Regions from separate parts of the Homo sapiens genome. Here region 2 is linked to region 1. A link is a loop called in an ENCODE intact Hi-C map of the cell type or tissue named here. Cell type or tissue: K562. All regions are shown on one strand. Links, peaks and the distances in the headings refer to the core of each region. The heading gives the core; the rest is flanking DNA. Region 1 has its middle 9.8 kb from the start of URB1-AS1. Region 2 has its middle 13 kb from the start of EPCIP.

The links. A loop is a pair of places that touch in the nucleus more often than their neighbours do. Peaks named below come from ENCODE experiments on the same cell type or tissue, not always from the same donor. Only the 100,000 strongest peaks of a DNase experiment are listed, where the experiment ranks them.
Region 2: a loop joins it to region 1, with 6 times the contacts of the local background. A loop is called at or near these places in 3 of 110 quality-filtered maps.

Annotation. Positions count from the first base shown.
Region 1 is chr21:32,397,783-32,407,990 of GRCh38, forward strand. No RefSeq gene overlaps it. Among named protein-coding and RNA genes, the nearest start is that of URB1-AS1, 9.8 kb to the left of the region's middle. In K562, for the core only: a CTCF peak has its summit at 5,539 (motif pointing right); a DNase peak (open chromatin) is centred at 5,579; H3K27me3 peaks cover 2,422 bases.
Region 2 is chr21:32,821,701-32,831,908 of GRCh38, forward strand. No RefSeq gene overlaps it. Among named protein-coding and RNA genes, the nearest start is that of EPCIP, 13 kb to the left of the region's middle. In K562, for the core only: a CTCF peak has its summit at 5,083 (motif pointing left); a DNase peak (open chromatin) is centred at 5,081.

The sequences.
Region 1 (10,208 bases), core at 790-8,789:
TTAGAGAAATGGCTGATTCTAGGGCTGGGACAGGGAACACATAAGGTGAGTGTGGAGTATCTTGTAGTACCAGAAAGTAAGAAATGCTTCAAAAACAAAAGAATGGAGCTATGTCAAAGAGTCACAGGAACCAACTTGAAAGAACTCCCAATGGAACAGTTTCGGTGACAAAATGAATAATATAGCATTGGATTATAACCTAGGGTAAAAAGTAAATATATGTAAGTCTATACTGATATAAAAAATGATGATCACCAGGCATGATGGCTCATGCCTGTAATCCTAGCACCTTGGGAGGCTGAGACAGGAAGATCACTGGAGCCCAGGAGTTTGGGTCCATCCTGGGCAACAGTTTAGCAAGACCTCATCTCTAAAAGAAATAATAATAATAAAATAAAAATAAATTGATTGCTAAGTAAATAAATGGGGGAGAAGAGATAAATCTTCCTTACAAAAGTAATCCAAATAATACATGTAGATACTTCCTGCTTCCAGAGGTGGAGCTTAATTCAAATACTCCTCCCCACTTCCCTAGTGTAGGTTTAGTGACCTACTTTTAAATACTGGAATATGACGAGGGAAAAATGATAACTCTATAATAGAGAAGCATGGCAAACACTACCTTATCCAAGGGATCAAAGTTAATGTCATGTATAAATCATGTTACTGTGATGTACCCCTGAAGTGATGTGATGAAGATGCTTTGCCTCTGTATATCCTTCCCGAAACCCAAAATCCCAGCCCAATTGTGTGGAAAACATCAGAGAAACCTAAATTGAGGGACAGTCTAAAAAGTACATGAGCAGTACCCTTTAAAACTGTCGAGGTCATGAAAAGCAATGAAGAACTGAAACACGACCACAGACCAGATGTGATGGGAGACACAATGATAAAATGCACTGTGGTACCCTGGACTGGACCCTGGAGCAGAAAAAGGCCAGAAGGGGAAAAACTAGTACAGCGCAAATAAAATAAAGTCTGGCGTTTAGTTAATAGTAACGTCCCAATGCTGGTTGCTTAGTTAGCAAATGTACCCTACAACCGTGAGAAATGTAAAACATCAGATGAAACTGGCTGAGAGTGTATGGAATTTTTTTCAAATGTTCTGCAAATCTAGAATCATTTCAAAATAAAAAGTGTAGTCAAGGCCAGGCACAGTGGCTCACACCTGTAATCCCAGCACTTTGGGAGGCTGAGGTGGATGGATCACTTGAGGTCAGGAGTTCGAGACCAGCTCAGCCAACATGGTGAAACCTCGTCTCTACTAAAAGTACAAAAAGTACCTGGGCGTGGTGGTACATGCCTGTAACCCCAACTACTGGGGAGACTGAGACAGGAGGATCACTTGAACCCAGGAGGTGGAGGTTGCAGTGAGCCAAGATCGTGCCACTGCACTCCAGCCTGGGCAACAAAGTGAGACCCTGTCTCAAAAAAAAGAAAGAAGGAAGGAAGGAAAGAAGAAAAGAAAGAAAGAAAAAAAGAAAGAGAAAAGTGTAGTTAAAACAAAGACCTATGCATAGATAGGAACTTTTTATTTTTAATTTTGAAACAGCTTTATTAAGGTATAACTGATATGCAGTCTAATGGCACATATTTACTGTATATGATTTGATGAATTACCTCCTGGCTCCTGGTAACCACCATTCTATTCTCTGCTTCTATGAGTTTGACTATTTTAGGTACTGCTTATGAGTCCTGTCCTTCTGTAACTGGCTTCTTTCACTCAGCAGACACCCAGAATAATTGAAATAAGGTTATTGAAGGGATATTTGCACTCCCTGTTCATTGCAGCATTATTCATAATCGCCAATTTACAGAAGCAACCTAAATGCCTATCGACAAATCAATGGGTTAAAAAAAAATGCGGTATTTAGTATACAATGAAATATTATTCAGCCTTAAAAAAAAGAAGGAAATCTTGATATTTTTGACAACATAGATGAACCTGGAGACCATTATAGAAATGTGATATGTGATCAAGACAACACCAAAATCAGTGGGAGAAGGGTGGTGTGGTAGATTACAAAATATGGTCACAAATTCCTCCCACCCTGGAATTCATGCCCCTTTGCAATTTGACTTTGCAGTTCTCATTGGGAGGTTGGGACATTTCTTCCCCTGTTGGGGAGCAATTTGGAACCACAGATCTCCAGGGGTAGCTGACTGCCAGTGTCATGATACTGTCATTATCTCTTCATTTAACATCTCCTCTCAGAGTACTCCTGGCTTGCTAGTTTAAATTGTGAAAATTTTCTGCATTAGCCTCATTTTATTTACATTCTTTGGTCTTTACTGTTCATTACTATTTAAATGTGTTAACATTTAAATGACATCTATACTGTAATTTTCCTTTGTCACTATTGAAGTCACCCTGGACTGCTAATTGCAAACATAATCGTATTTTCAGAGAGGTTTATTTTAGGCAGATTGCCCCTTAAGTTGCAGGAAGATGGAAAGAATGGCAGGCAGATCACCAAGAATACTCTGAAGATGAAGATGAATAAAGTGGGTAAGAGTGACTGGGATGGGCAGGGAATGGCAGACCCCTGAATGAGTTAGGGAGTGATCGAGCTTGAATATTTGTGCCACCCAGATCTCATATTGAATTGTAATCCCCAATGCTGGAGGTGGGGCCTGATGGTGGGTGTTTGGGTCATCAGGGTAGATCCCTCATGGCTTGGTGCAGTCTTTGAGATAGTGAGTGATTGCTCGTGAAATCTGGTCATTTAAAAGTGTGTGGCACCTCCCACACCCCAGCTCTTGTTCCTGCTTCCACCAGGTGAGATGTCTTGTCCCTCTTTGCCTTTGGCCATGAGTAAAAGCTCCCTGCAGCCTCCCTAGAAGCAGATACTGGCACTATGCTTCCTGTACAGCCTGTAGAACCAGGAGCCAATTAAACTTCTTTTCTTATAAATAACCCACCCTCTGGTATTCTTTTAGAGCAATGCAAGAACAGCCTAACACACGGAGAAAAGCCAAGGCAACCGATAGGTAAGAAAGAGCCCTCTAAGCAGAAGCTATAGCCAATGCAAAAGCACTGAGGTGGGACAGCAAAAAGGCCAGTGTGTCTGAAATGGAGGGAGGGCGATCATGGTAAAAGTGAGGCCAGTTGGAGTGGCTCATGCAGAGCCTGGTTGGACAAGGTAAAGTCTCCGTAGCATTTGAATTGTCTGGATTTGCCATTCCCAAACTGGGCACCAAAGTGCCCAAAGCACCACATTGCCTTGGAATGTTTTCAAAAGTTGAGGGAAATCCATCAATTCTTGACATCTGTTCATTACCAGGCAAACTACTGGCTCAAGGTAGTTCATAGATTCAACATTAGATTGTGCTAGTTTCCAGCTGGGTGCAGTGGCACACGCCTATAATCGCAGCACTTTGGGAGGCTGAGGCTAGCAGATCACCTGAGGTCAGGAATTCAAGACCAGCCTGGCCAACATTGTGAAACCCCATCTCTACCAAAAAAACACAAAAATTAGCCAGGCGTGGTGGCAGGCACCTGTAATCCCAGCTACTCAGGAGGCCGAGGCAGGGAGAATTGCTTGAACCTGGGAGGCAGAGGTTGCAGTGAGCTGAGATCGTGCCATTGCACTCCAGCCTGGCAACAGAGTGAGACGCCATCTCAAAAAAAAAAAAAAAGATTGTGCTACTTTGGAAGAAGAGATGAAGAGATGAGTTCACAGCTTTGCAACGCTGGGTTTCCGGGGCTTACCATGATGAAAAGCATCAGCCAAGTGTGGCGGTGCCTGCCTGTAGTCCTAGCTACTTTGGAGGCAGAGGCAGGAGGATCACTTGAGCCCATGAGTTCGAGGTTGTAGTGAGCTTATCGAGACACTGTACTCTGGTCTGGGGAACAGAGGAAGAACCTCTCTCTAAAAAAAAAAAAAAAAAAAAAAAAAAAGAGCAAGCACCAAGCTGAAATCAACACGGGTCAAGAAATGATAGTGTGGTATCCAATCTGATTTCAAGGTTGAAGAAATAGTGACATGTCCAACGGGCACACACACCCCATTCGAAATTATCTGTGCTTATTTAAGAATAAAGGAGGACTGGCCATGGTGGCTCATGCCTCTAATCCCAGCACTTTGGGAGGCCAAGGCGGGCGGATAATCTGAGGTGAGGACAGTCAGCCTGGCCAACATGGTGAAAGCCCATCTCTACTAAAAATACGAAAGTTAGCTGGGAGTGGTGGCAAGCGCCTGTAGTCCCAGCTACTCGGGATGCTGAGGCAGGAGAATCGCTTGAACCCAGGAGGCGGGGGTTGCAGGGATCACACCATTGCACTCTAGCCTGGGAGACAGAGGGAGACTCTGTTTAAAAAAGAAAAAAGAAAGAATAAAAGAAAACATTTTTATTTCCATCATATGTATTTACGTATATATGTAAACTGCTTCTTTATTATTAGAACACAAATACTTATGTTGTTTGGACATAGCTATTTAATAAACTTAACAGTTTAGGTTTGGGTTTTGTCCTGGAGCACTTGAAAAATTATTGAGACACTAAAGGTGCCATGAACTGAGAAAGATTGAGAACTTCTGGTCTATACCTTTGATCAGAGCTCACTTTTATTAATTCTAAATTCCCTTTGCGGACTTTGATTCTTTTTTTTTTTTTTTTTTTTTTTTTTGGCAGCCTTAAGCTTTCCCTTGAGAATGAAAATTTAAAACTTGTAAATTTTTTGTACACCCATGTTCATAGCAGCATTACTCACAATAGCCAAAAGGTGGAAGCCATCCGTGTCCATCAATGGATGAATGGATACACAAAATGTGGTATATACGTACCATGGAGTATTTTTCAGTCTTAAAAAGGGATAAAATTCTCACAACCTTGAAAACATTATGCTAAGTGAAATAAGCTAGGCACAAAAGGACAAATACTGTATAATTCCACTTATATGAGGTACCCACGGTAGTCAAATTCATAGAGACAGAAAGTGAAGGCCGGGCACGGTGGCTCATGCCTGTAATCCCAGCACTTTGGGAGGCTGAGGCGGGTAGATCACCTCAGGTCGGGTGTTTGAGACCAGCCTGACCAACGTGGAAAAACCCCGTCTCTACTAAAAATACAAAATAAGCCGGGCATGGTGGCTCATGCGTGTAATCCCAGCTGCTCGGGAGGCTGAAGCAGGAGAATCGCTTGAACCTCGGAGGCGGAGGTTGTGGTGAGCCGAGATCACGCCATTGCACTCCAGCCTGGGCAACAAGAACAAAACTCTGTCTTAAAAAAAAAAGAAAAAACAAACAAGAAAGTGAAATGGTGGTTGTCAGGGGCTAGGAGAGAGGGGAATGGAGAGTTAGTGTTTAAATGGATGCAGTGACTCAATATTGGAAGATGAAGAGATCTGGAGATGGAAGTTGATGATGACTGCACAACAATGTGAACGTACTTAATGTTACTGAACTTTACAGTTAAGATGGCTAATATGGTAAAGTTCATGTTACGTATATTTCACCATAATAAAAATACATTTTTGAAATTCATGGACCACACTCATCACTCCTAAAACATAAATTAAGATTCCCACCTACAGAGGGCGCCATTGACAGTCCTAGTGGCATTCGGGGGTTGGGTGTGCAGGACCCACAACTGCCTGAAGCTCCAGCCTTCTCCTTCCCCAGCCAGCTGCCTGTGCAACAGTCCTCAGCCTCCCCCACCTCTCCCTCACCCTTCTGAGACTTTTGCTGAGGTTTTTGTTTTGCTTGTTTTTTTAAAACTGCTGCCGATCAAGGGGAAACAGACTGGGCATATCCGTGACTACCCCTCTCTTTTCTTCCTTCTAGGAGAGACAAAGTCACTAGAAAAGCTAATGTGGTACCTACATACAACAAGATATCATTCAACCTCAGGAAGGAAGGATATTCTGACACATGCTACAACAACAGGGATGCACCCTGAGGTCATTATGCTAAGTGAAATAAGCCAATTAATCCTGTATGATTCTGCTGATAGGAGGTACCCAGAGAAGTCAAATCCATAAAGACAGAAGTAGAATGGTGGCTGCCAGGGCTGGGGAGAGGTGGGGATGGGGAGTTGGTGTTTAATGGGTACAGAGTTTCAGTTTAGCAAAATAAAAAGAGTTCTGTGGATACGGGGTGGTGATGGCTGCACAAGAATGTGAATGTACTTAATATCACTGAACTGTACACTTAGAAATGGTTAAAATGGGCCAGGCACAGTGCCTCACACCTGTAATCCCAGCACTTTGGGAGGCTGAGGCGGGCAGATCTCTTGAGGTCAGTAGTTCGAGACGAGCCTGGCCAACATGGTAAAACCCTGTCTCTACTAAGAATACAAAAATCAGCTAGGCATGGTGGCAGCACCTGTAGTCCCAGCTACCCAGGAGGATGAGGCAGGAAAATCACTTGAACCCAGGAGGTGGAGGGTGCAGTGAGCCCAGATCATGCCACTGCACTCCAGCCTGGGCTACAAAGTGAAACTCTGTCTCAAAAAAAAAAAAAAGGTTAAAATGATAAATTTTATGTTATGTATATTTTACCACAATAAAAATATTTATATATAAATTTGTGTATTTATATATACATATATACTTATGTATATTTATATATGCATATATAAAAATATCTATATTTTACCACTATAAAATATTTTTAAAAGAAAAATGATTTTTTCTTTTTGGATGTGTGTGTGTGTGTGTGTGTGTGTGTGTGATATCAGGTCCTTGAGGACTTGAAAAGCTCAAATCAGATTTGGCTGGCATTTCAGAAGAAAGCCAGGCCTCCAAAACTCAGGTGTGTCACAGAGGGCTCAGGGACAGGGATGCTGCTGAGCAGAGGAAAAGGATGAGGGAGTGAGCCTGGCCTAAGGAGGCCAACAGAGTGGGCCAGAGGTGGGGAGGGAAGAGGGTATTCAAAAACCAGGGTTGAGGAGAGTGTCCCAGCCAGTTCACAGGAAGAAGAAAAAAGTTCTGGTGGAAAAGCCATTCCAGTATCCCACTAGAGCAGCGGTCCCCACCCTTTTTGGCTCCAGTGACCAGTTTCTTTCATTCTCTTTTTTTTTTTTTTTTTTTTTTTTTTGGAGATGGAGTTTTGTTCTGTCATCCAGGCTGGAGTGCAGTGGCGTGATCTTGGCTCACTGCAACCTCTGCTTCCTGGGTCCAAGCGATTCTCCTTCCTCAGCCCAAGTAGCTAGGACTACAGGTGCCTGCCACCACACCCAGCTAATTTTGTATTTTCAGTTTTCACAACGTTGCCTAGGCTGGTCTTGAACTCCTAGTCTCAGGTGATCCATCTGCCTCGGCCTCCCAAAGTGCCGGAATTACAGGCATGAGCCACTGTGCCGAACATGGGGACCAGTTTTGTGTAAGACAATTTTTCCAAAGATGGGGGTTGGGGGGATGGTTTGGGGATGATTCGAGTGCATTACATTTATTGTGCACTTTATTTCTGTTATTATTACATTGTAACATATAATGAAATAATTACACAACTAACTATAATGTAGAATTAGTGGGAGCCCTGAGCTTGTTTTCCTGCAACTAGATGGTCCCATCTGGGGGTGATGGGAGACAGTGACAGGTCATCAGGCATTAGATTCTTGTAAGGAGCATGCAACCTAGATCCCTCACATGTGCGGTTCACAAATAGGGTTCACATTCCCATGTCACTCCTTCACTCCAGTCAAGGAGGCAGAGGCCAGGCAGTAATGTGAGCCATGGGGAGTGGCTGTAAATACAGATGAAGCTTCTCTCACTTCTCTCACCAGTATGGTGGCCCAAGGCTGGAGACCCCTGCACTAGAAGATCAGGGCTGCTGTCACTCAAAGGAACAAGGTGGAAACTGTTTCCACCTAAGAGTTCAAATTAAAACCAAACACGGTGGCTCACACCTGTAATCCCAGCACTTTGGGAGGCCAAGGCAGGTGGATCACTTGAGCTCAGGAGTTTGAGATCAGCCTGGGCAACATAGCGAGATCTCATCTCTACTAAACATTTTTTTAAAATATTAGCCAGGTGTGGTGGTGTACGCCTGTGGTCCCAGCCACTCAGGAGGCTGAGGCAGGAGGATCGCTTGAGCCCGGAAGGCTGAGACAGCAGTGAGCTGTGATTGTGCCACTGTACTCGAGCCTGGGCGACAGAGTGAGTGAGACTGTCTCAAAAACAAAAAAACAAAATTTAAAAAATAAATTAAAACCAAACACTATCTTATACCCAATAAAAAATAATATGCAAAGTCCATAAAATGATTATATTTATTGTCATGGCTACCCATGTGCCCATGTGTGAAGCTTCTACTCTGACTGGCTCCTTTTTTTTTTTTTTTTTTTTTTTTTTTTTTTTTTTTGAGATGAAGCCTCCCTCTGTTGCCCAGACTGGAGTGCAATGGCATGGTCTTGGCTCACTGCAACTTCCGCCTCGTAGGTTCAAGCAATTCTCCTGCCTCAGCCTCCCGAGTAGGTGGGACTACAGGCACGCACCACCATGCCCAGCTGATTTTTGTGTTTTTATTAGAGACAGAGTTTCACCATGTTAGCCAGGCTGGTCTCAAACTCCTGACCTCAGGTGATCCACCTGCCTCGACCTCCCAAAGTGCTGGGATTACAGGCATGAGCCACCACACCTGGTCCCGACTGGCTCTTCAGGCTCTAAACTCCACCACAATCCACAACACAAGTACCAGTCATGGCAGAGATGGGATTTGCATCTTTGAGCTCTGACCACAGAGCCCACACCAATAACGACTGCCCTAAAGCGTGACCAGGCAAGCTTGGTTTAGCAGAACCAGAGCTGCTGCTTTCCAACGTTCTAGGGAGTTTCCTTCCTTTAGCACACTTTCCTTAATGATGGCAGAGCACTAGGTTGGAAGAGTGCCTGGTGCCCGGAAGGAAGGGAAGAGCAGTAAGGAGGGTGGAGAGAGGGAGTAGGGGTTTCTGCCCTTTGTTCCCAGCTACAGCCCAGGCTGGCCCGGCTCCCTGTAGCATTTGCTGAAGGCAGCAGATCACTGGCACCTCAGGCCTTCTGTTGAAAGCAGCACCTTCCTGCCTCCCTCGATGGGGAAAAAGGCACCTGCTTTCTCCAGGATGAAATCCATGGTGTCCCCCAGAAACTGAGTGTGCCACTTAGAACACTTGGGAATTCCCACACTGAAAAATTCCCTTTTTTTTTTTTTGGAGACTGAGTCTTGCCCTGTCACCCAGGCTGGAGTACAATGACACGATCTCAGCTCACTGCAATCTCCACCTCCCAGGTTCAAGCGATTCTCCTTCCTCAGCCTCCCAAGTAGCTGGAACTACAGGTGCATGCAACTATGCCTGGCTAATTTTAATTTTTGTATTTTTTTGTACAGATGGGGTTTCCCAATGTCGGCCAGTCTGGTCTTGAACTCCTGACCTCAAGTGATCCTCCCGCCTTGGCCTAAAAGTGCTGGGATTACAGGCCTGATACCCACTGCACTCGGCCTTGAAAATTTCCCATGGATCTGAATTCAGTCCTTCACAACGCTTCAAAAACTTCCAAGAGTTTGCACGTGCTGCATTCTTCTTTTACAAAGACAATGATTCACATATAAACTGATAGCATATGCAAAAGGTGAGAATACATAATTAAGAAAACACTCAGGAATGAAAAGAATCAGTATAGATTTAGCCTGATTTTTTTGAAATCCTACATCTATTTTAAATAGGTTATGGGTTTTTAGAGTCAAAATGGATTTTAGCATTCATTTTTTTCATTTTGCAAATGTGAAAAAGTGAGAGACAGGCGAGTCAAGTGCCTCTGTGGGTTCCTCTGTCTCAGTGGCAGAGCTGGGACTTGACCTGAGGTCTCCTGAGTGGCTATTTGAATATAGGTTGACACTATTGGATGAGATGCCTTTGACCTCGGATGGGCTGTCAGTACAGACATCAGTTGACTGCTGTGCACATATTCTTAAAGACCTCCTTCTGGCCGGGCACAGTAGCTCATGCCTGTAATCCCAGACTTTGGGAGGCCGAGGCGGGCAGATCAGGAGGTCAGGAGTTAGAGACCAGCCTGACCAACATGGTGAAACCGTATCTCTACTAAAAATATAAAAATTAGCTGGGCATGGTGGCACATGCCTGTAACCCCAGCTACTAAGGAGGCTGAGGCAAGAGAATCACTTGAACCCAGAAGGTGGAGGTTGCAGTGAGCCGAGATCGCACCACTGCACTCCAGCCTGGGTGACAGAGCGAGACTCCATCTCAAAAAACAAAACAAAACAAAAACC
Region 2 (10,208 bases), core at 1,568-9,567, 420 kb after region 1:
AGAATAATAAGGGGGGATTAGTCATTTGACTTATTAAAACAAAATGATACTTTGGTAGGTTGATGTGGGTGGATCACTTGAGACCAGGAGTTCAAGACCAACCTGGCCAACATGGCAAAACCCTGTCTCTACTAAAAATTCAAAAATTGGCTTGGTGTGGTGGCATGCACCTGGTACCGCAGCCATTTGGGAGGCTGAGGCACTAGAATCCTTGAACCAGGAGTTGGAGGTGGCAATGAGCTGAGATCCACCACTGAACTGCAGCCTGGGCAATAGAGCAAGGCTCTGTCAAAAAAAACAAAAAACAAAAAACAAAACAAAAAAAACCCACCAAAACACAAAAATCAAAATGGCAGTCACTGAAATAGTGCAGTACTGACATGAACAGAGACAGACTGTAACCACAGGTGGCGGTGCACACCTGTAGTCTCAGCTATTTGGGATAATCACTGGAGCCCAAGAGCTCGAGGCCAGCCTGAACAACACAGTGAGACCCTGTGTCTGAAAAATGTTGTTTTGAATTGATATATAAAAGAAGAAAATATATATTACTGAGGAGATTAAGGATTACTCAGCAATAATTTGGAATCACTGGCTATGAATTTGGAGGAAAATGCAAATATAGATTGTCACTATATATGGAATGAAGTCTATATGGGATTAATAAATTCTTAAAAATAAAATCATAGGAAAATGAGGTAAAAATTAATTGAATAGTAAATAAACTTTTAAGATAAGAAGTACAGGTTAAGTTTCCCTTATCCAAAATATTTGGGACCAGAAGTGTTTTGGATTTCAGATGCTCTTTGGATTTTGAAATATTTGCATGTACATAATGAGAGATATAAGGGGATGGGGCCCAAATCTAAACAGGACATTTATTTATGTTTCAAATACACCTGATACACATAGCCTGAAAGTTATTTTATACAATATTTAAAATAATGTTTTGCATGAAACACAGTTTGTATACATTGAACCATCTGAAAGCAAGTGTCACTATCTCAGCCACCCGTGTGGGCATTGCTGTTTGGTATCACTGTTATTCCAGACTCTGAATATATATGCTAGTGATAAAAATCATTTTTGGCCAGGTGCGGTGGCTCACGCCTGTAATCCCAGCACTTTGGGAGGCTGAGGAGGGCAGATCATGAGGTCAGGAGATCAAGACCATCCTGGCTAACATGGTAAAACCCCATCTCTACTAAAAATACAAAAAATTAGCCAGGCGTGGTGGCACGGGCCTATAATCCCAGCTACTTGGGAGGTTGAGGCAGGAGAATCACTTGAACCCAGGAGGTGGAGGTTGCAGTGAGCCAAGATCATGCCACTGCACTCCAGCCTGGGCGACAGAGCGAGACTCTGTCTTAAAAATAAATAAATAAATAAATAAATAAATAAATAAAAATCATTTTCTTACACTTATTTGCATGAGTACTGATCAGTAGAAAATATGGCATGCCATCCAGTACCATTCAGGACCACATGGGCAAGGACTTCATGACTAAAACACTGAAAGCAATGGCAACAAAAGCCAAAATAGACAAATGGGACCTAATTAAACAAAGAGCTTCTGCACAGCAAAAGAAACTACCATGAGACTGAACAGGCAACCTACAGAATGGGAGAAAATTTTGCAATCTACCCATCTGACAAAGGGCTAATATCCAGAATCTACAAAGAACTCAAAAAAATTTACAATAAAAAAACAAGCAACCACATCAAAAAGTGGGCAAAGGATATGAACAGACACTTCTCAAAAGAAGACATTTATGCAGCCAGCAGACACATGATGATGTGCTCATCATCACTGGTCATCAGAGAAATGCAAATCAAAACCACAATGGGATACCATATCACACCAGTTAGAAATGCAATCATTAAAAAGTCAGGAAACAACAGATGCTGGAGAGGATGTGGAGAAATAGGAAAGCTTTTACACTGTCGGTGGGAGTGTAAATTAGTTCAACCATTGTGGAAGACAGTGTGGTGATTCCTAGAGGATCTAGAACTAGAATTATCATTTGACCCAGCAATCCCATTACTGGGTATATACCCAAAGGATTGTAAATCATGCTACTATAAAGACACATGCACACGTATGTTTATTGTGGCACTATTCACAATAGCAAAGACTTGGAACCAACCCGAATGTCCATCAGTGATAGACTGGATTAAGAAAATGTGGCACATATACACCGTGGAATACTATGCAGCCATAAAAAAGGATGAGTTCATGCCCTTTGCAGGGACATGGATGAAGCTAGAAACCATCATTCTGAGCAAACTATCGCAAGGACAGAAAACCATACACTGCATGTTCTCACTCATAGATGGGAACTGAACAATGAGATCACTTGGACACAGGGTGGGGAACATCACACACTGGGGCCTGTCAGGGGGTGGGGGGTTGGGGGAGGGATAGCATTAGGAGAAATACCTAATGTAAATGATGACTTGATGGGTGTAGAAAACCAACATGGCACATGTATACCTATGTACCAAACCTGCAAGTTGTGCACATGTACCCTAGAACTTAAAGTATAATAAAAAGTAAATAAATAAAACATGGAATGCCATCAATGCAGTGAAAACATAATGTGTTCAGGGCAACCAAGCTGCTCAGTAGCATCCCTGGAATAGCTGAATCAGCTGCTTAACAGCAGTAGCAACAAACAACAGCAGGTTTTCAGGCTCCACCTACGATGCTGTGTTTTGATGAAAAGGTTACTGTGCACTGTATTTTATTTTTTTAGATGAGAAGAAACTTCAGAAGCAATTGAGAGACCAGGAAGTGGGTCCTCTGGGGCTCAGGAGGCATTCTGATGGATGGCTTTTAAAGATGTTTCCTCCAGAATCAACTGCCTCGTTAAAGCATAAATGTCAAGCGTAAATTGTTCTTGTCTTAGAAGTCTCTCTTTGACTTTATAAACCTGATATGATTTATTGTTCTGTTATGAATGCGTGGTGCTCTAGTCCTTCAATGAGCCCATCACACGTTTTCATTATGTCGTCTAGAGGCAATTTTTCTGCAGTGTTAACTATGTTATCTTCAGCATTGTGCACCTGCATTTTGACTGCGACCCATCACACGAGGTCAGGTGAGAAATCTTCCACTTGTGGCATCATGTTGGTGCTTAAAATTTTCAGATTTTGGAGTATTTTGGATGTGAAATTTTAAGATTAGGGATGCTCAGCCTGTCATAGATGGTGCAGCCACCTCGGAAAACAGTCTGACAGTTCCTTGAAAGGTTAAAGATAGAGTTACCATATGACCAGGCAATTCCACTGGGAGGTATGTACCCAAGAGAAGTGAAATACATGTTCACACAAAAACTTGTACATGAATGTTCATAGCAACATTATTCATCATACCCCAAAGTGGTGACAACCCATGTCCATCAACTGATGAATAGATAAATAAAATGTGGTATATCCACACAATGGAATATTATTCAGCACCGAAAAAGAATGATGTACTGATACATACTGCCACATGGATAAACCTTGAAACATTATCTAAGTGCAAAATGCCAGTGTGAAAGCACCACATATGGTATGATTTCATTTATATGAAATGTCCAGAATAGGAAAATCCATAGAGACAGAAAATAGATTGGTGATTTCCTAGGGCTGGAGGTGAGATGAAATGGGGAATGACTGCTAATGGGCATGGGTTTATTTTTGGGGTGATGAAAAGCTTCTAAAATTGATTGTGGTGATGGTTACACAATTCTGTGAATACACTAAAACCAACGAAGTTTGCACTTTACATGGGTGAATTGTGTAGTATTTGAATTATGTCTCATTAAAGCTGTAAAGAAGAAGTAATTGAAGAAATCAGAAAGGAAATGTATTAGATAAACAGAACTGATAGGCTATATATAGATGTAAAGAAAGGGATTTATTATGAGGGATTAGCTCACATAATTGTGGAGGCTGAGAAGTCCCTCCATCTGCCATTTGGAAGTTGAAGGTCCAGGAAAGCCAGTGGTATAGTTTCAGTCCCAGCCCAAAAGCCTGAGACCCAGAGGAACCAATGATGTGAGTCTAAGTCTGAGCCCAAAGACCCGAGAAGCTGGAGAGCTGATGTCCAAGGGCAGAAGAAGACGGATGTCCCAGCTGAAGCAGAGAGAGCCAATTCACCCTTCCTCCATCAGCTATTTGCTTGTTAATCCTGATTGTGCAAATAGCTCAGTGTGCAAAATATATGTCTAAGAGGGAGAGGAGGCTGGGCGCGGTGGCTCACGCCTGTAATCCCAACACTTTGGGAGGCCGAGGCGGGCGGATCACGAGGTCAGGAGATCGAGACCATCCTGACTAACACGGTGAAACCCTGTCTCTAATAAAAATACAAAAAATTAGCTGGGCATGGTGGTGGGCGCCTATAGTCCCAGCTACTCGGGAGGCTGAGGCAGGAGAATGGCGTGAACCCGGGAGGCGGAGCTTGCAGTGAGCCGAGATCGTGCCACTGCACTCCAGTCTGGGCAACAGAGCGAGACTCCGTCTCAAAAAAAAAAAAAAAAAAAAAAAAAGACGGAGAGGACACACAGGAGATCTGGGCGACGAACTAGCTCTGTTATTTAAACAACCATTGTAAAAGTTGTTTATGTATCCAGGTGGAGAGCCACTGATGAGGGAACTTGCTGGGCTTAGTTTCTGAGTCTCCACCAAACCTGTGCCTTCTGCTAAGCTGGGGATCTGCTAGCTGCCTACTAAAGGACGGGTGCCTGGAATCCACTGACAGTTTCACATACGGTGTGTTCTGGGGCATCAGCCACCTAGCTGGGGAGAGGGCCCTGGCTCAGAAGACTATGAGGGTGCACAGGAATAACTGGGGCTCCGTCACCCAAGGGAGGGTGCCTGTAGGACTCAGTTTAAGGGACAGTTTCAACCTCCTGGTGCCATCTTTCACTTATGTCCCACACTTCCAGTTAGTCTTGTGCCTCATCTAAATAACCACACCCTGATATTTGCCAAACTGGACCATGAGCATCCCCTCAGATTCTGCTTCAAACCATAGCTGAGCAGGCAACTCCGTATAGGCCCCAAGGCATGTGTATTTCTGATCAAGTCCTCCACCTACTGGTGACACTTGATTCTCACGTCCCTAGGGTTTACCAACAACACTTGTCTTTCCAGACTGTTCTATTAGAGTGTATGCTGACACTCCTCCATAACGACAACAACAAAAAATTAATGCCTGTTAGAGGCGCTATCCATGAAGCAGCAACAGGAGACTGACTGCTTTTGCTATGAGCCAGAGTCTGATGTGATAAAACCAGAAACAAAAACCAGCCTCTTGTCTTGGTGAAAAAGGGGGCCACTAGGCAAAAGGATGGCGAGAAAGGCCACCTGCATTCCTCATTCAAATTCTTCCTCATTCCTTGATTTCTCTCAACAGGTAGCCATCAAATCTGAGATTCGGTGTTGTTATAAATCTCTTCAAGAATATTGGGGAAGAGGCTGGGCATGGTGGCTCACGCCTGCACTTTGCGCCTCCCAGCACTTTGGGAGGCTGAGGAGGGCAGATCATGAGGTCAGGAGTTCAAGACCAGCCTGGTCAACATGGTGAAAACCCGTCTTCTACTAAAAATACATAAATTAGCTGCGTGTGGTGGCAGGAGCCTGTAATCCCAGCTACTTGGGAGGCTGAGGCAGGAGAATAGCTTGAACCCGGGAGGCGAAGTTTGCAGTGAGCTGAGATCATGCCACTGCACTTCAGCCTGGGAAACAGAGTGAGACTCCATCTTAGAAAAAAAAAAAAGGACTATTGGGGAAAAAATAGCAAACCCTGGACATTTCAGATCACTAAACTACCCCTTGTGTGACTTGCTCAAAATAATGTTATTACAAACTCATGGAATATTACTGGCTTTAGGCGATGACACAGTTGCAGTAATGTTCTGATTTGATTATTCAGAAATGAAATTTATGGTTTAAATTTCATCCAGGATTTATAGAATTTAAAAAAGTTATTCTTCAGTATTTGAAATACCACTTTGCCAAAGCAGAAAAGCCATAAATGTGTTAAACTGGCTAAGAAAATTAAGATGGCAGTAATACATTTTCTAATAAAAATCATAGCATAATAGCAAAATTACTGCGGAAAACCACAGTTATTGTGGCAAAGACATAAAATGTTACAGCTGCAATAATATGCTATTTGTTTTGGCAGGAGAATAAGAATACTGTACATTGCAGTTTTTCAATATTGGAAAAACATAAGAAAATACTATAAACTTAAAAGACTATTTTTTAAAAATGAAGAAGTGCATGAATGATTTTAAATTTTGAGCATATAAAAGAGTCTTGCTGCAAAGTCTATTGAACTCCTGAGAAGACTCTGTTTTGCTGTTTCTGATTTGCCAGTATCCTACCAGAAAACTATGCCTCCCAATAGAAAAAGAACACATAATCCTGTCTGTATTTGAGGGTTCAAGCCTGGAGATTCCGCCCCCTTGGTCGGTTGATTTTTATTGGAAACCCAAGATGCACCTGCCTGTGGAATGCATTTCAGAATGTGGAAGTACAGCAGGAAGAAAGCAGACAAGAACACAATCCCATGGTATTCTTGGTTAGGGACAGCTTGGGGGTCAGTGGGGGAGACATACACAGATTAAATGATTAATAGAGTAATTCAGCTTATTTACATTAGTCTGGTTTTTTACATGAGGGGCTCACAAATTCTTAATTTGTCCTTTCTTTATTATATTTTTCTTTTTTGCTATCTTTCAATATTGATTATCCATTTCTTCCCTTAATTACTAGACTTTCTGAACTTTTAAAAACATATATCTTCCAACTGGAAAGTATCTGTCCCTTATAACAACTACCAGTACTACTCATAAAACAACAAAAACCCATATAGCACTTAATAAGTGTCAGTCAGTATTTTAAACAGTTTATGCATATTATTCATTTAATCCTCTCAATGACCCTGTGAGAAGGTGCCATTATTCTCCTTATTTTTCATACGTGGAAAGTAAAGAGTAGGGAGAAACTGTCCAAGCTCACACAGCTAGTAAGTCATAGAGCTGAGACTGGAACCCAGATAGCCTGGCCCCAGAGTCCTTCACTATTCTGAATTTATAAAGATATTTTTGATATTTTCTTCCCAAAGTTTTAAAGCTTTCCTTTTCACATTGGAGTTTTAAATCTATCTATAATTAATTTTGAGTATGGCATGATTTAGGTATAACTTTTTATATGAAAAACTAATTTTCCCAGTTCTATTTATTGATATGCAAATATAAAATGTCTCTCTTTCTCTCTCTATATATATATCTGAGGTTGTTTTTGAGTGCTTTATATTCTTGCTTTGGTCTGAAAATTCACAGGTTGAAATTCTAACTCTTGAGACGATGGTATTAGAAAGCAGGGCCTTTGGAAGGCGATTACGTCATAAGGGTAGAGCCTTCAGGAATGGGACTTAGTGCCCTTAGAAGAAGCTGAGAGACCAGCGTTTTCTCTCTTCCATCATGTGAGGACACAGCAAGAAGGCACCATCTATGAACCAGAAAGTGCCCCTCACCAGACATCAAATCTGCTGGCACCTTGATCTTGAACTTCCAGCCTTTAGAACCATGAGGAATAAATGTCTGTTTTTATAAGTCATCCAATAGGTGATGTTTTGTTATAGGGCCTGAGTAGTCTTAGACAGTTACAGATGATTCGCTCTCACTGACTGTTGAATATTATTCTAAGTGTGGATATTACACAATTTATTTACCCATTCTACTATTTTAATTTTATTTTTTTTAATGTTTGAGACAGGATCTTGGTCTGTCACCCAGGCTAGAGTGCAGTGGCACAATCATGGTTCACTGTATCCTCCAACTTCTGGGCTTAAGGGTTCCTACCACCTCAACCTCCTGAGTAGCTGGGACTACAAGAATATGCCAACATGCCCAGCTAATTTTTCATCTTTAAAAAAAAATTATTTTGTAGAGTGGGATCTCACTATGTTGCCCAGGCTAATCTTGAACTCCTGGGCTCAAGCGATCCTTCTGCCTTGGCCTCCTAAAGTGCTGGGATTATAGGCGTGAGCCACTGTACCTAGTCCCATTCTACTATAGATGGGCATGTGGGTTGTATCCAGTTCTTTTACTATTATAAATAGTGAAGCCATGAACATTCTCCTAAATGTGTTTTGGTGAACATGTATATACATTTCTGTTGAGTATACATCCAAGATTGAAATTGCTGGGTCACAGACTACACATATGTTTCTGCTTTAGTAGATGTCGCCTGACAGTTTTCTAAGGTGGGTGGGCCATTTTACACCCCGACCAGTAGTATATGAGGGTCCCCGTTGTTCCTCACTCTTGCCCACACTTGATAGTGTCTTCTTCCCTTTAGTCATTCTTGTGTACACAATTGTGGTCCTAGGTGACATTTTCTTGATAACTATTTGAAGGCTATCTTCTTTGTGTGGTGACATAATTGCTCATAATTCTGCCCATTTTTTTCTTTTGGGTTGTCTGACATTTAATACAAATCGCTTTGTAGGAGTTCGTTATATAATCTGAATGAGTCCTTTGTTGAATACATGTATTTTAAATATATTCTCCCACTCTGTGGCTTAACTTTTCACTCTTAACACTGTCTTTTGATGAACAAAAGTTTTTAATCTTTTTTATTTTTTGAGACAGAGTTTCACTCTTGTTGCCTGGGGTGGAGTGCAATGGAGTGATCTCAGCTCACCACAAACTCTGCCTCCCAGGTTCAAGTGATTCTCCTGCCTCAGCCTCCTGAGTAGCTAGGATTACAGGCGTGCGCCATCATGCTCGGCTAATTTTGTGTTTTTAGTAGAGATGGAGTTTTTCCATGTTGGTCAGGATGGTCTCAAACTCCCGACCTCAGGTGATCCACCTCCCTTGGCCTCCCAAAGTGCTGGGATTACAGGCATGAGCTGCTGCGCCTGGCCGAAAGTTTTTAATATTAATGTGTTTTAATTTACTTATTTTTTCTCTATGATTATCACATTTTTTGTGTTGGTTAAATAGACCTTTGGCTACTTCAGTTTCATGAAAATATTTTCCCATGCTCTATCACAAAAGTTTTACTGTTTTATTAAGTTAAACCATATGAAATTACTAATAGTCAACATAAAAAATAGGAGTTTCATATGGTTTAACCCAATACATTTAATCTATGATCTGTCTGGAATTGATTTTCATCTTTGGTGTGAGTCAGGGGTCAAGATTTTAAACAAATTTAATTGTCTGATTGTCAATTTCTTATGAATTGGATGACTGTATATATGTGGGTCTGTTTCTCAACTCACCATTCTGTTCTATTGTTTTTTTTCATTCTTGTACCGATACCTTACTGTCTTGGCCACTAGAGTTTTATGATAGGTCTTTTATAAATTTTAATAGCTCCGAAGTGTTCTTCAAGATTGCCTTAGCTACTCTTAGCCCACTATGTTTCCATTTAATTTTAGAATCTCTTGTTTTAGAATTATTGCTTTATATATATTTAAGTTGACATGTAATAATTGTACACATTTATGGGGCACATAGTGATGTTTTGGTACATATAAAGTATAGTGATCAGAATAACAAGAATTAGCATATCCATCATTTCAAACATTTATCATTCGTTTGTATGGGGGACATTTGATATCCTCCTTCTAGCTGTTTGAAACCACATATTATTTTTGACTACAGTCATCCTACAATGGTATAGAACACTGGAACTTATTCCTCCTTGACGCTATTTTATATGATGCCCTCTACTCTAGAATTGTTGTTCTAAACAACAGAATGTTAGTTACTCTCTTTTCTAGATAATCAGAATGTTAGTTACCCTCTTTATTGTTATTTTGTCTAAAATTGATGTGGCGATCCTAGATTTTTTTTTTGGTTCCTATTTGTCTGGTATATCTTTATTCATCACTTTATTCCCTTGTCCTCCATATGTTTTGGATTATCTTTTATAAATAGAATGTAACTGATTTTTTTTCTTTTTGAGACAGAGTCTCGCACTTTCCCCCAGGCTGGAGTGCAGTGGGACGATCTTGGCTCACTGCAACCTCCGCCTCCTGGGTTCAAGCGATTCTCCTGCCTCAGCCTCCTGAGTAGCCGGGATTACAGGAGCCCACCACCACCCCCAGCATTTTTTTTAGTATTTTTAGTAGAGACTGGGTTTCACCATGTTGGCCAGGCTGGTTTCGATCTCCTGACCGCATGATCTGCCTGCCT